Regions from separate parts of the Homo sapiens genome. Here region 2 is linked to region 1. A link is a contact called in ENCODE Hi-C data. All regions are on one chromosome and are shown on one strand. The core of a region is the stretch at or near the end of the contact, and the rest is flanking DNA. Distances in the headings are between cores, read along the strand shown.

The links. A loop is a pair of places that touch in the nucleus more often than their neighbours do. Pooled maps may share reads with other maps.
Region 2: a map with no recorded cell type shows a loop between it and region 1 (3-fold over the local background). The contact joins the promoter of RAB27A here to the enhancer-like site in region 1. A Hi-C loop is called at or near these places in 4 of 37 single-sample maps with no recorded cell type and 2 of 50 pooled maps.

What each region holds. Positions count from the first base shown.
Region 1 is chr15:52,461,374-52,468,796 of GRCh38, forward strand. All of the region lies in intron 1 of MYO5A (myosin VA), which reads right to left. Among named protein-coding and RNA genes, the nearest start is that of MYO5A, 64 kb to the right of the region's middle. RefSeq lists enhancers at 4,390-5,145, 4,790-5,079. Within about 2 kb of position 4,923, at least 10 of the 41 ENCODE cell types and tissues checked have a DNase peak (open chromatin) inside an H3K27ac peak, as active enhancers do.
Region 2 is chr15:55,285,411-55,292,833 of GRCh38, forward strand. It overlaps RAB27A (RAB27A, member RAS oncogene family), which reads right to left and starts at 4,403. Exons shown (of 7, transcript NM_183235.3): 1 at 4,306-4,403. RefSeq lists a silencer at 4,091-4,620 and an enhancer at 4,721-4,870.

The DNA of each region.
Region 1 (7,423 bases), core at 3,673-6,172:
AATTATTAATAAACAATAAATCATCTTAACATTAAAAACAAAAATACTGTAATTTGCTATCAACCATAAGCATGAGTGAAAAACAGAAACCTAGTCACCCAAACTTAAAAACAGGCTAGCTTGCCCAAACAAAACAGCATTTCACAATAGGAAGTTATTTTGAAGGTGATGAACAGAACATGAGTAAGCATGAAGGGGCTCTAGGTTAGTAAAACTTATTCATATTTAAATCTTATATGCTATCTATTCCTCTCCCCATAGCTTAGGTAGACTTGTTCAGCAGAAACCCCATAAAAACTGTGTGATCAGCCAGGTGTGGTCATTCACGCCTGTAATCCCAGCACTTTGGGAGGCTGAGGTGGGCAGATCGCGAGGTGAGGAGTTTGAGACCAGCCTGGCCAACATAGTGAAACCCCGTCTCTACTACAAATACAAAAATTAGCCGGACATGGTGGCATGCGCCTGTAGTCCCAGCTACTCAGGAGGCTGAGGCAGGAGAATTGCTTGAACCTGGAAGGCAGAGGTTGTGGTGAGCTGAGATCGCGCCACTGTACTCTAGCCAGCCTGGGCAACACAGCGAGACTCCATCTCAAAAAAAAAAAAGTTTGGGCCAGGCGCAGTGGCTCATGCCTGTAATCCCAGCACTTTGGGAGGCCGAGGTGGGCGGATCACGAGGTCAGGAGATGGAGACCATCCCAACTAACACACTGAAACCCCGTCTCTACTAAAAAAATACAAAAAAATTAGCCAGGCATGGTGGCAGGCGCCTGTAGTCCCAGCTACTCAGGAGGCTGAGGCAGGAGAATGGCGTGAACCCAGGAGGCAGAGCTTGCAGTGAGCCGAGATTGTGCCACTGCACTCCAGCCTGGGCGACAGAGCGAGACTCTGTCTCAAAAAAAAAAAAAAGGTTTGATCAAAACCCACAATTTCTACTTTGTGGCATTAATATTTTTAAATATATACTACAGGTTAGGCGAATAATACAAGGCTGCAGTGTTCATCTGATATCTTGAAAGCACAACTGTATGCATACTAAGTACCAAAAAGATCACCGAGAGAAATCCTCAAGGAAGAAAAGAACACAGAAGTGGCATTAGACCCAAGCCAGCTGCTGGCCATGCTTGCACCTTGATCATGATAAGACAATTACTAGAGAACGAAGCAGCACAAATAATTAGATATTAAGGTTATCGGCCAGGCACAGTGGCTCACGCCTATAATCCCAGCACTTTCGGAGGCCAAGGTGGGCAGATTGCCTGAGGTCAAGAGTTCCAGACCAGCCTGGCCAACATGGTGAAACCCCATCTCTACTAAAAATACAAAAATTGGCCGGGCACGGTGGCACACACCTGTAGTCCCAGCTACTCTGGAGGCTGAGGCAGGATAATCTCTTGAACCCTGGAGGTGGAGGTTGCTGTGAGCCAAGATTGTGCCACTGCACTCCATCCTGGGCGACAGCGAGAATCCGTCTTGGAAAAAAAAAAAAAAGGTTATGAAATTCTCATTCAGTAATTTCCAAACATCTAGAGAGATCAAGAGTACACTTTGCTTCCCTTAAATCTGACAGCCCTAAGATGTTAAGTGGTATGATTGAACTGATAGAGAAAATCATCCAAATTGGGTGGTCGGGTTCTCAGTATGACTGAGAGAAACTGACAGGACAATGGGAATCATAACAGAAAGATCAAAATTGATTGTCAGTCTATTTTAGGTTGTAAAAATCTCATGAACTAAAGGACATTTTTTCTTGAGTGACAGGTACTCCAACTGTATACGCTGAGAGGGTATTTTGAGAGAAAAATGCAGCATAAGCAAACAAAGACTCTAAAAGAACTTGTGCCTCAGCCTTTTCCCCAGATGTCAAGCCGGCATCCTGGCAGTGACTTGACCACACTTTCTTCATCAAGATGGACTTCTCTAGAAATAAGAATTTCATTCTGTCTGTAAAAACTAAGAAAGGATATTATTTCCTTTACCCCTCTATAGTGGCTTTTCAGTTATATTAAAAAACGTCATCCATGAGTTAAGTATTTCTTAAGACATATAAAACTAAAATGTTTAAATATTATAAAACTTACAACTAAAATTGCTTTCTTTTTTTATTATTATAAAATTTCATTTTCCCTGTACTCATTTTTTCCTCATTTTCTTAGTTATTTAAACTTCTCTTACAGACATTTTCATCAGTATTTTAGTATGCTTTATACAGAAGAGGTTTTCTGTTTTGCTAACTTGTTCTACAGATTTCCTAAAAGCTACTGGAAACATTGTTAATCTGTATCTGAAATAATCAGCTACCAACTGTATCAAAAGCACTTCCTTTTATTTGACCTGTGAATTACTTATCTGAAGCTTCAAAAGATGCCTAAGCTATTTTTGTAGTGAATAAGTCAGCATTGCCCTCTTCAGGTGCCTCATAGTGTTAGAAGCTTCCACCAGATCAAAAGTTCATTCTTCATCTTTCCAGATGGAAGAAGAGCATAAATTTTTTAAACAGTGCCTCACATCCTCTTAATCATTCTAGTTTATTTTTAATTTTTCTGAATCTCAATTCCCTTACTTACAAAATAAACCAATTAGACTGTATATACAATTACATTTGAGAACATGGGCTCTGGAGTTAGACAGATCCAGAAGCTCCAATACTTTCCAACTGTGTGACCTTGAACAATTACCCAACTTTCTTCCTCAGGATTCTCATCCATAAAACTGGTTATTAGTAATACCTGCCTCAGAGAGTTGTGATGCAGATAAATTAGATAAGGCTTAAAACCACTACACAGTTTTGTCGCCAGCCCAACCCCAGGCCAAACCCCGATTCAGGTACCTCATTGTGCTGCATCTGAATTCCTTTACTATACTCTACGATGTACTATGTGATCTGGCCCCTACCCACAGGTTTAACAGCAACTCACTGGGGTCTTCTCCCTTCCCCTGAGCTCTGGCTGTGCCAGCCTTCTGTTGTTCCTAGAACACCCAAACTACAAGTTCAATGCCATTGCTGTACCCACTGCCTAGAACACCTTCCCCTCATTTCCCATCTCTTCTTAGGACTAGTTCCTTCTCACTCTTCTGGTCTCAGTTTATATATGCGTTTTTCTCAGAAAAAGTCCACCCTGACTACTCTATAGATTGTTTTGGTTATGTGGGATTCTTTGTGTCCCTAACTAGCCAGAAAGCCTGTGAGGGCAGGGACAACGAACACCGAAACCTAGAACAATGTTTGGTAACTAGCAGGTACTCAATAAATATGTGTGAAATGAAAGTGCTTAGCATAGTGTTTAGCTGACTGAAAAAATAGGTTAGGAGCAGGATGTGAAAGACCTCATGTGCCATGGTAGGCAGTTTGGCCTATATACTGCATGAGACAGGGATTCATCACAGGCTTTTAAGCAGAGTAATGAATGACCAGATGTTTCCAACACCCTAGTTCTAATCAGCAGTCTTTTAATCATAAACAAAAGCACATCTTGTACAACTCCTGCTTATGATTAGTCGTTTTCCTAGTTATGTATATATGACTGTCACTCACATTTAGCCTGTAGACAGGATTTATCTAATATACACATAATTGCTTCCAAAATGTCATCCATATTAGGCAAATAGAGACTGTATTGGCCACACTGGGAGTCAGCTTTACCTAAGGGCAGGGGCAAGGAGGGACATTTCACTGGTATTACCTCATTAATGATGAGCACTAGAAGGGAGATTCTTGACCTGGAAACAGCAGCCTTGGTAGTAAGGTCAGGGCAAGATTATTACGGAATTCTATAATGAGCTGGCTTTGAGAGGGCAAATGAGTAGGCCATCTTGCTGCTGGCTGAGACACCTTAAGCAAAAAAGCCCTGTTGGCCTGCATCTTTAAGTGGAAGTGTTAAACTTTGGGCTGCATGATGCTTTCTTATTAACTCCTCCCATGATCCCCTATCCTTGCCCCTTTTATTAAGTGTCCTTTTAGCTTAATTTTAGCCGAGAAAAGCAGCTATGAAAGTTGATCTAGGTTTTATAATTTTGAAAGAATGGTTGGTATAAAATATTTTTCAGAAAAATAAAAAACTTCTGGGTGCCAAAATACATCATAAACAAACCCAAAATACAGGGTGACCAAAAATATATTTGTAAAAAAGCAAAGTCCCTTAATGTATAAAGAACTTTTGCCTGTAGTCCCAGCTACTTGGGAGGCTAGGGCAGGAGGATTGCTTGAATTCAGGAATTCGAAAGTATAGTGCGCTATGATCATGCCACTGCACTCCAGCCTGAGCAACAGAGCAAGACCCTGTCTCTAGAAAATAAATAGAATAAATTTAAAAAGACTTTTAAAAAGAACTCTTACAAATCATTAAGAAAAAGATACATCTTGAGATTTTTTTCGCCCAAGATGGCTGACTAGAGGCTTTTCTAGCACACTTCATAAACTCAGAAGAACCAAAATAGTGTGTAGACAATCATACTTTGAACATATTATCCATGATAATATGTTTGACATGAAAAGCAATGAGTCCAACAGAAAAGCAAAAAGAAACTCCAAAATCTGAGAAGAAGGAAGGTAGGTAGCCCGTATGGCCAGGACCGGCCAAAAACCAGGAGTGAATCCCCAATATGGAAAAGGGTACATATCTCTCTGTGGTCCACTTTCCCACTAGGGAATCGAGCAATCCAGACCACAGGAAAGTACCTTGCCCCTTCTAAGCCCTAGATCTAACATGCGGAGCAGCCAGGAGACTGTGAGAAGGAACTGCTTGAGGAAGTATCCCAGGCATTCCTTCAGACTGGACACCTACAGCAGGACCCTATTCTCTTTCCTAGCTCTTACTTAGCAAGCTGCACCTCACACGCCTGGGAGCTAGCCACAGCAGCAGCAGTCTTTGGCAGTAGAGAGACTCAGGCTGGGGCTTGGGGAACTGAAACCTGTGGGAGGGGCTCCCACAGCCAGAACTGAGAAATGAGTGTGGTATGGGCTCCAGCTGCTGGTGCTGAAACTGGGCTCCCCCCAACCCCACCCATGGACCAGAGGAGGAGAAGTGCCAGAGAGGTGTAGTATTGAGCTGCACAGTGACTCCTATAGCCCAAGACTGCACTGCAGACGAGAAGCAAACTGTAGTGACTAAGTGAACAGCCAGACTGGCTAACATAGTTGAGATGGGGGCATGAACCTTGCCAAGACTGGGGTGTAAGAGGGAAGCAGGTCCCATGTCTGCCAGCCAAGGCTGTGAAGCTAGAACCACCCTCCCTTCCCAGGCTGAGACATCAGCATAACAGTGGTCAGCCCTAACCCAGGTATTTTACCAGAGGCCTAAATCAGGGTAGGTAGCCACTCCCATCAGGGTAGGTGGTCTGAGTGCAGGCCTAGCTAACTTAGCTCCATTCCAGCTTTGCCCCCCACTCCAAGATAGGGTGCAGGATCCAGGCCCCTGGGGGTTCCATGGCCCAATCCACCTTCTGGGACAGCCTGAAGAGCCCACTGCAACAATTAACACAAGAGCACAGCACTTGAGAAAGAGAAGAGCTTCTCACAACTACTGCCCCTATCACCCATGACATCACAGCTGCACAGGAGGTTGTGTGTCTGCTCACTGCCTGGTACGCCACTACAACCAGCATTCAAGAAAGCTACCGCATTAAGGCTATGTATATCCAAGGAAATCATACAAAGTCTTTGTCACTTCATGCAGACAAATGGCCCTACCCAATCAGCATCATAGTCACATCTTCAGATACACAGAAATCAACATATAGGAAGTATGAAAAAGCAAGGTATTATGGCGCCCTCAAAGGAACAAAATAATTATTTGGCAATAGATCCTAAGCAGAACAAAAATCCTTGAAATGTCGATAAATAATTCAAAGTATTGATTTTAAAGAAGCTCAATGAGATGCAAGAGAAATCTGCAAACTAATATAAAGAAAATCAGAAAATCAATTTAGGATGCACATGAGGAATTTACAGGAGACAGATTTCAAAAACAAACAGAAATTCTGGGTCTGAAAAATTATTGAAGGAATTACAAAATACATTTGAAATGCTTCAAAAATAGACTAGACTAAGCAGAAAAAAAGAATCTCAAAACTTGAAGACAAGTCTTTTGAAATAACATAATCAGACAAAAGTGAGGAAAAAAGAATGAATAAAGACATCAAGATATTAGGGTCTACATAAGGCAACCAAGCTTACGAATTATTGGTATTCTCAAGGAGGAAGAAAATGCAAAAAGTTCTGAAAACCTATTTAAGGAAATAATTGATGAAAATTTCCCAAGTCAAGAAAGAGATTTAGACATCCAGCTACAGGAGGCCCAGCAATCCCCAGGAAAATAAACTGCAAAAAAAACTTCACCACAGCATATTATCATCAGACTGTCTAAAGTCAAAGTGAAGGAAAAAAATTTTAAATCGGCAAGAGAAAAGCACACTTAGTTGCCTATAAAGGAAACCCCATCAGACTAATGGCACACTTCTCAGCAGAACTCTCACAGGCCAGAAGAGAATGGGATGGCATTTTCAAAGTGATGAAAGAAAAAAGAAAAACCTAGCAGCCAATAATTTTATGTCCAGCAAGATTAAGCTTCATAAAACAAAACCTCACATATCAGCGAATTAATAAGAAAAAGATAAACAACCTAGTAGCAAATAGGCAAAAGAAAAAAACAGGTAGCGAACAGAAGCACCATTTAAAAAGTTAAACAAAGAAAAGATGGACCAGGTGCAGTGGCTCATGTCTGTAATCCCAGCACTTTGAGAAGCTGAGGCATGAGGATTGCTTGAGCCTAGGAGTTGGAGACCAGCCTGGGCAATACAGTGAGACCTCATCTCTAGACAAAATTGTCCCAACTATTCGGGAGGATCACCCGAGCTGGGAAGGCAGAGGCTGCAGTGAGCCGAGGTCACACCACTGTACACCAGCCTGGGTGACAGAATGAGATCCTGTCTCAGAAAAATAAAAAATTAAAAAGATGTGCAGTCTCACTAATAATTAAGCAAATGCAAATTTAAAATACAGTATTAGGCCAGGTACAATGGCTAATATCTATAATCCCAGCATTTTGAGAGGCTGAGGTGGGAGTACTGCTTGAGCCCAGGAGTTCAAGCCCAGCTTGGGCAAGACGGTGAGACCCCGTCTCTACAAAAATGTAAAAAAAATTTTTTTTAATTAGCTGGGTGTGGTGGTGTGCACCTGTAGTTCCAGTTACTTGGGAGGCTGGGGTGGGAGAACCACTTGAGCCCAGGAGTTCAAGGCTGTAGTGATTTATGATCATGCCAGTGCACTCCAGCCTTGGTGACAGAGACAGACCCTGTCTCTATAAAACATAATAACAAAATATTTAAAAGTTGCAAATTAAATTTGAAAATATTTAAAGGATTGAAAATAACCTGTGTTAGGAAGAAAGTGGACAAACAGGTATTTTCATATATTGGTGATGGAATC
Region 2 (7,423 bases), core at 3,153-5,652, 2.8 Mb after region 1:
ACTAGACCTCAATCATACAAGTACCTGCAAAACCAGAGAGTCCAAACAGAGCTGAATGCTCTCTACTCCACACACCTTACCCTACGAACATAAGTAAATTACAAACCCTTTATCTCTGCCTCCAGTTCAGGGCTCATGTCTGCACCTAGCTTAAGGGAAACCAAATCATAAACTCAAACTTCCTGACCAAGAGGCAGAAGAACAAATACAGTCCAAGAAAATCTGCAAGTGGCATAAAAAGTGAAGGCTATAGAAGGGAAAAATTACTCTCTTCAAGAACCAATCTTGTTTTAGCGATGGCAAGACAATTTCCCTTCTCAGGGGCCTGGCCAACATGGTGAAACCCCGTTTCTATTGAATAAATAAATAAGAAATGAATTTCCATTTTCTCAAATTTCCAAAAAACTTCACTCTTCTTAAATTAGCACAAGAGGCCAACACCCTGGAGATAGGCACTGAATGGCCCTGCCCAGTTTGCCCAGGATATAGACAGAGGGCTCCGGTCTGCCACTGTGGGAGGGACCAAAATCCTCACCTTTCTACTTATTTGACCTTTCCCTTTTTAAGGAAGATAAGACTATTATTTTTGGGAAAGTAGGACAGAAGACGAGAGACTTAGGAGATGTTGGTGTATCTATAGACATTGCTTCTCTTAGAAAAAAATGGATGGAATAGTGGGAAAGAAATAGCAGAACACTCTACAGACATACCATCCTGGATGTGCCCGATCTCCTCTGATCTTGGAAGCCAAGCAGGGTTGGGCCTGGTTAGTACTTGGATGGGAGAAATGGCAGAATGATCCCTATTGCTCTGTCTTCTGTTCCCTTTTTCATTAGTTCAACACATATCTCTTTGAGTGCTTAATATATGTCAGAAACCATTCTATGTGCTATGGACATCACAGTGAACAAGGCAGATTACTGGCCATCCTGGAGCTTGTCTTCTACCAGTGAAAGACAAATGTTGTGTGTGTGTGCTGGTCTGTGTATGACAGTTCTATAAATACTCGAAAGAAAACAAGGCAAGGTAAGGGGGCAGAAAATGATGGGATAGGTGAGGGATACTATTCTAGATGGAGTGGTCTAAGAAGGCCTCTCCAGAAAAATGACTTTTCACCTGAATGAAATAAATAAGAAAGCCATGCAGACATCTGAGGGGAAGAGCATTCCAGGCAGAGGAAACAAGTGCAAAGGTCCTGAGGTATGGCTGGAGCAGAGTCAGCAAAGGCAAGAGTGATAGCAGATGAAGCCGCACTCCATGCAAGGGTTGTATAGACCATGGTGAGGACTCTGTCACTTCTGAGATAAAAAGCCACTGGAGAGTTTCAAGCAGAGTGACATAATAGACTCTGGCTGCTGTGTTAAGAATAGAGTGTGGAGCAGTAAGGGTGGAAGCAGGGAAGCCCTTCAGAAGGCTTTTGCAGTAATCCAGGTGACAGAGATGATAGAACTTGGTGGAAGCAGCAGAAGTGGTGAGAAATGGTTATCATCCTAGATGTATTCTTTTTTTTTTTTTTTTTTTTTTTTTGAGACGGACTCACACTCTGTCGCCCAGGCTGGAGTGCAATGGCACGATCTTAGCTCACTGCAACCTCCGCCTCCTGGGTTCAAGCGATTCTCCTGCCTCAGCCTCCTGAGTAGCTGTGATTACAGGCACCCACCACCACGCCCCGCTAATTTTTGTATTTTTAGTAGATACAGGGCTTCACCATGTTGGCCAGCCTGGTCTTGAACTCCTGACCTCACGTGATCCACCTGTCTCGGCCTCCCAAAGTGCTGCGATTACAGGCGTGAGCCACCGCACCCGGCCTGCTGAGGAATTTAATGTGGGGTATAAGAGAAAGAATCAAGAGTGATTTCAGGGTGTTTGGTGTGAGCATCTGGAAGAGTGAAGTTGCCATTCACTAAGATGGAGAAGACTAGGGGAAAAGCAGCTTTGGGAGAGAAAACTCAAAAATCTGGCTCCTAGAGATTGTTGCTCACTTTAAAACCCTTACATCTATTTTAGAACCAAAACAATAGAAATTGAGAAGCTGACTTTAAATTTCATGTGGAAGGCCAGGCATGGTGGCTCATGCCTATGATCACAGCACTTTGGGAGGCTGAGGCAGACAGATCACCTGAGATCGGGAGTCCGAGACCAGCCTGACCAACATGGAGAAACCCTGTCTCTACTAAAAATATAAAATTAGCCAGGCATGGTGGCACATGCCCGTAATCCCAGCTACTCAGGAGGATGAGGCAGGAGAATCACTTGAACCAGGGAGGCGGAGGTTGCAGTGAGCTGAGATCGTGCCATTGCACTCCAGCCTGGTAAATAAGAGCAAAACTCCATCTCGAAAAAAAAAAAAAATTCATATGGAAATTCAAGGGACTGGATAGTCAAAACAATCTTGAAAAAGAACAAGGTTGGAGGACTCACATATCCTGATTTCAAAACACTATGTAGCTACAATAATCAAGGTAGTATGATACTAGCCTGAGGACAGACATACAGATCAATGGAATAGAACTGACAGTCCAGAAATAAACCTTTACATTCATGGTCAATTTATCTCAACAGAGGTGCCAAAACTATTCAAAGAGGAACAGTCTTTTAAACAAATGGTGCTGAAAGAACTGGATATCCACATGCAAAAAGTTGAAGTCAGACCCCCTGCCTCACACCATATTTAAAAATTAACTTAAAATGGGTCAAAGAATGAAATGTAAGAGCTAAAAACTATAAAACTTTTAGAAGAAAACATAAGTATAAATCTTCATGATCTTGAATTTGACAATGTTTTCTTAACTTTGACATCAAAAGCACAAACAACAAAAGGAAAAATAGGCTCGGTGCAGTGGCTCAAGCCTATAATCCCAGCACTTTGGGAGGCTGACGCAGGTTGATCACTTGAGGTCAGGAGTTCAAGACCAGCCTGGCCAACATAGCAAAACCCCGCCTCTACTAAAAATACAAAAATTAGCCAAGCATGGTAGCACACACCTGTAATTCCAGCTACTCTGGAGTCTGAAGCAAAAGAATCACTTCAACCCAGGAAGCGGAGGTTGCTGTGAGCCAAGATCATGCCACCGCATTCCTACCTGGGCGACAGAGTGAGACTCTGTCTCAAAAGAAAAAAAAGGAAAAATAGATTAAATATACTTCAACGAAATTAAAAATCAAGGCACGTCACAGAAATTAAGGAAGGAAGAAAAAAGGGAGGGAGGGAGGAAGAGAGAATGGTAGAAAGGAAGGAAGAAAAAAGTAGGAATGAAAACATAAAACAACATAAACCAACATAAAATACAGAAAATAATGATCCTCAGTCAAGTTCCTTCAGCATTATATTAACCTTTCTTCACTTCTAACCATCTGCAGAAACTGTTTTCCAGATTGTATTTTCCCTCTAAAGCAAGTTTTTAAGGCCGAAAAAAAAAAAAGAACAAGAACAGTGAGTGGAGAATCAACAAATTTAATTAGCAATGATTACAGAAAACTTAAATAGCACACACAACTCTATAATCCCTCTACCCCCAATTCCAACATCTGACTGATCAACCAACCATAAAATGTGAGAATCCATCCAGAAGGAAAGAACAGCTGTTAAGCTGTAGGGGTAAGGACCCTGTGGCAGAAGACCCTGAGGCCATGTGGGCCCAGGTGGCCAGCAGGAGCGGAAAGGCTGGGAAGGCTCCTCAGTCCAGGGCTCACAAGACTCCCTTCGCTTCAGGCCTGACTTTGCTGAACTGGTGATCTATTGGGACAGAGACAGGCTTTGGCAATAGTTACCAAAGCCTGTCATCATATCTGCACCACCACCAGTCCCGACCGGAGGGCCTGGCTGCCAGGTAGTTTTCAGTCTAACTGACAGGAGAAGAGAGAGCCCCTCCCTCGCAGCTAGTCTGCAGTCCAGACCCTCACCAACCGGAGGGCAACCAGGTTAAACAGTTAAACTGAAAGCAAAAGAGGGAGGAATGAACCGGGGGGCGTGCGGGAGGTCGGGGACTTTCCTCCTTTCCCTCCTGGAAAGTTTCCTACCCCTGATGGGCATCCTCCCACCTGGATGCAACCCGGAGGCGATCTGAGACCCTGGCCGGACCTGGGACCGCACCTGGCCAGCACCAGGCAGTTGTCATCACTGGGGTCTGCGCTGAGGGCCTGGGAGAGAAGCCACTCTTCAGGCGGGCTCGGGCGCCTGGAGGCGGGGAGGAAGGGCGGCGCACTCGGACCCCAGCCCTAGGACGGCCCCAGGGGGACGCCTCGCTCGGCCCTCCCGGAGGGACCGGACCCGCCGCGCGCCTCCCGCTCCTCAGGCCCCCTCACCTGGCTCGCCCCGCCGTCCTGTCCCCGCCTGGCTCGGGTCCTCGCGCGCCGCGTCCACCCGCCGCCGGCCTTTTTTGGGTCGTTGGCGGGTATTTTCCGCCTGGCCCCACATCACTTCCCGTAAAGGAGAGCGAGGTGGGGCGGGACCTTCTCTCCTCCACCTCCCGCCTTCTCCTGTCACCTCGGGAGCGGCCCCCGCCCGGCTGGCGGGGGGCGGGGTGCTGTCGCGCTCTCCCCGGCGGCCGCGCCTCCGAGGGGTCCTCTGTGAGCCCCGAAAAGGCCCCGCTCGCCTCCTTTGTCCCAACACTAGTTTCCGCTGCCCCATTCTGGAAGGCGCTACAAAATATAGGAGTGTTTTCGTTTTGGGACACAGGAGGGACATTTACAAACTGCACCAAGGACCGGTGCGCGGCGAGGTGTCGTTTGGGGACTCTCCCCTATTCACCTCCCCAAAAAGCCATGTTCTAAGGGTGTTTTCCACGGCATCAGTTCGCGGTCGCCACCGTAGCAGCCGGAGGTGCCGGGCGTACTCACGCCGGCCCCGCCCGAGGTTCCCGAGTCCGCGCGGCTCCTGAGGCGGCGTCCCAGGCCCGGCCCTGCCCCCGGCTTCCCGCCCCTGCGGCTCCTGGCTTAGGTCGGCCTGGACACGGCGTTTCCGGGGCAAGGGAATGCCCAGGATTCCTGGAAATAACATGGGAGAAAAATAAGTAAAAAATTTCGCAGGAAAAAAATCAATGTAATTCCGGGAGGAAATGGCAAACGGAGTCTCTGCTCACACTGTGTAATTCAAGAATATAAAACCACTGTAAATTTCTAAGAGTGTTAGAGCAATGAGTTTAAAAAGAAGAAAACTACAGTATGTTAAGGAACCGCCTCTGTCGGAAGAAACCTGCGCGCCTTTGCTGCCACCCAGCGGCTCTCTTCTCCCAGCGCCAACGGTGTCGCTCCGGCCTGCGGGGTAGTGAACCTGGGACTGCGTAGGGGGTCAGACCTCGTGGTTCCCACTCAGAGGCAGCCAAGTTCATCCCTCTCAGTGGCCAGGAGGTGTGAACAGCAGCCCTTGGGCCTGTCCCTATGGAGTCTAAGGCAAAGGCCCTTTGAACCAAATGTTTCCACTTCTAAGCAGAGTAAAATGTTGAGAAGCCTTAGTTCAGCTTCCCTTCTGCCTTCTAAGCCGTCTCGCTGACTTGTGTCTACCTCCACCGCAAATTCCAGCTGTCGCAGGCCCACCCGGTCAACTCCATCACCTTTCCAGTCTGTAGCTACTCACAGTTGGCATTACAGCAGTTAGCTTCTCAGGTGGGTCCAATTTACAAAATCACATATAGGATGAACCATATGAAATTACAAACAGTTGGCAATTTCATACATTTGATATAACATTTCCAGGCAAACATAACACAGTAAACTCGGGTTTAGAGATAACAAATGTCCTAACAGGTTGATAACTTCAAGAGCTCTTCCCGTGTGAGAGAAGGGCCATCAGACTGTTGGTGAGGTTAAGAGAGAAAAAGGCCGGGTTAGGTGGCTCACGCCTGTAATCCCAGCACTTTGGGAGCCCGAGGCCGGCAGATCACGAAGTCAGGAGATCGAGACCATCCTGGCTAACACGGTGAAACCCCGTCTCTACTAAAAATACAAAAAATTAGCAGGGCGTCGTGGCACGCGCCTGTAGTCTCAGCTACTTAGGAGGCTGAGGGCAGGAGAATCGCTTGAACCCGAGAGGTGGAGGTTGCAATGAGCCGAGATGGCGCCACTGCACTCCAGCCTGGGCGACCGAGCGAGACTCTGTTTCAAAAAAAAAAAAAAAAAAAAAAAAAAAAAAAAAGGGAAAAGGTAGCCTCATGTTCATGTCCAGAGGAATAGTCCTGGGAATCACTGATCAGCTAAAATCTGGGAAACCAATAATGTAGTAATTGCTAATGGCTGATATGGCACAGGGAAAGCCTGCCTTCAGCTTTCCCCACTCCTGTGGCCAGGCAAGGCTCTCACCAGGAGTATACCAGACAGGAGATCAGAAAACCTAGGATGGTGCTATGGCCCATTCATCACCCATTCATTCACTCATTCATCAAGTCAGGCACCCTATTAGTAAACAAGGTAAACTGGTCCCTGACGTCAGGACTTACTTGAGAGACCATCGAATAAGTAGGCAACTCCAGTAGTGAGATAAGAGCCTCAATAAAGGAAGTTAAAGAGTGTTATTGGAGCACAGATAAATGACACCAAATCAAGAGAAAGTTAAGGATAAACTTAGAATGAATGAGGGCAAGGGGCAAGGGAGAAGAGAATTCCAGGAAAATGGAGCAGAGGGAAGGCCTGGAAGCAAAAGATAGCATTCAACACTGGAGCAACAGGAAGAGGTTCAGAAAAGCTGAAAGACTGAAAGCAATCAGAAAAGAAAATGGAGAAATAACAGAGGCTGTGCGGTGAATAACCCTGCAATGATGATCATGATCATAACTAACATTTCTTGATCATTTACTATGAGTCAGCCAATATGCTAATAGTTTTGACTACATCACCTCATACGTGTCTTACAACTACTTTATGAAGTAGGTACTATTCTTACCTCTGTATTACAGATGAGGAAACTGAGTCCTAAAGCGATTAAGCAGTCTGACCAAGATCATGCAGCTAATAAGTGGCACAGCCAGGCCTAAAACTCAGAACTCAAGTTTTTAATGGTTCTAAGAATGGGTCTGAGAGGTCAATTAGCACGCTGTAATCCAAGTGAGGGATAATAGCGATCTGATTACGGCAGTGGCCATAAGGATGGAGATGAATGGACATATTTGACATATTTAGGAGAGTGAATCAAGAGGACTGGGATGTAGGGGTGTGAAAGAGAGGCAGTAGTCCATGGGGATGCCCAGTTTCTGGTTTGGGCAACAAGAAACCATTAAGCAACAGGAAGAAAACCTAGTTGCAACCAGGAGGAAGGGTGAAATAGGCCATAGTGATGAGTTTAGGACATTTCCATTTTGACACACTAGCACCAACAGAATATCCAAGTGAAGCTGTTTAGTATGTAGTCAAACAGGCCTATCTGAAGCACAGAAAACATGTGCTGTAGCTATTACCCAAAAGGTACTGGAAGGCATTAGAATCAATGAGC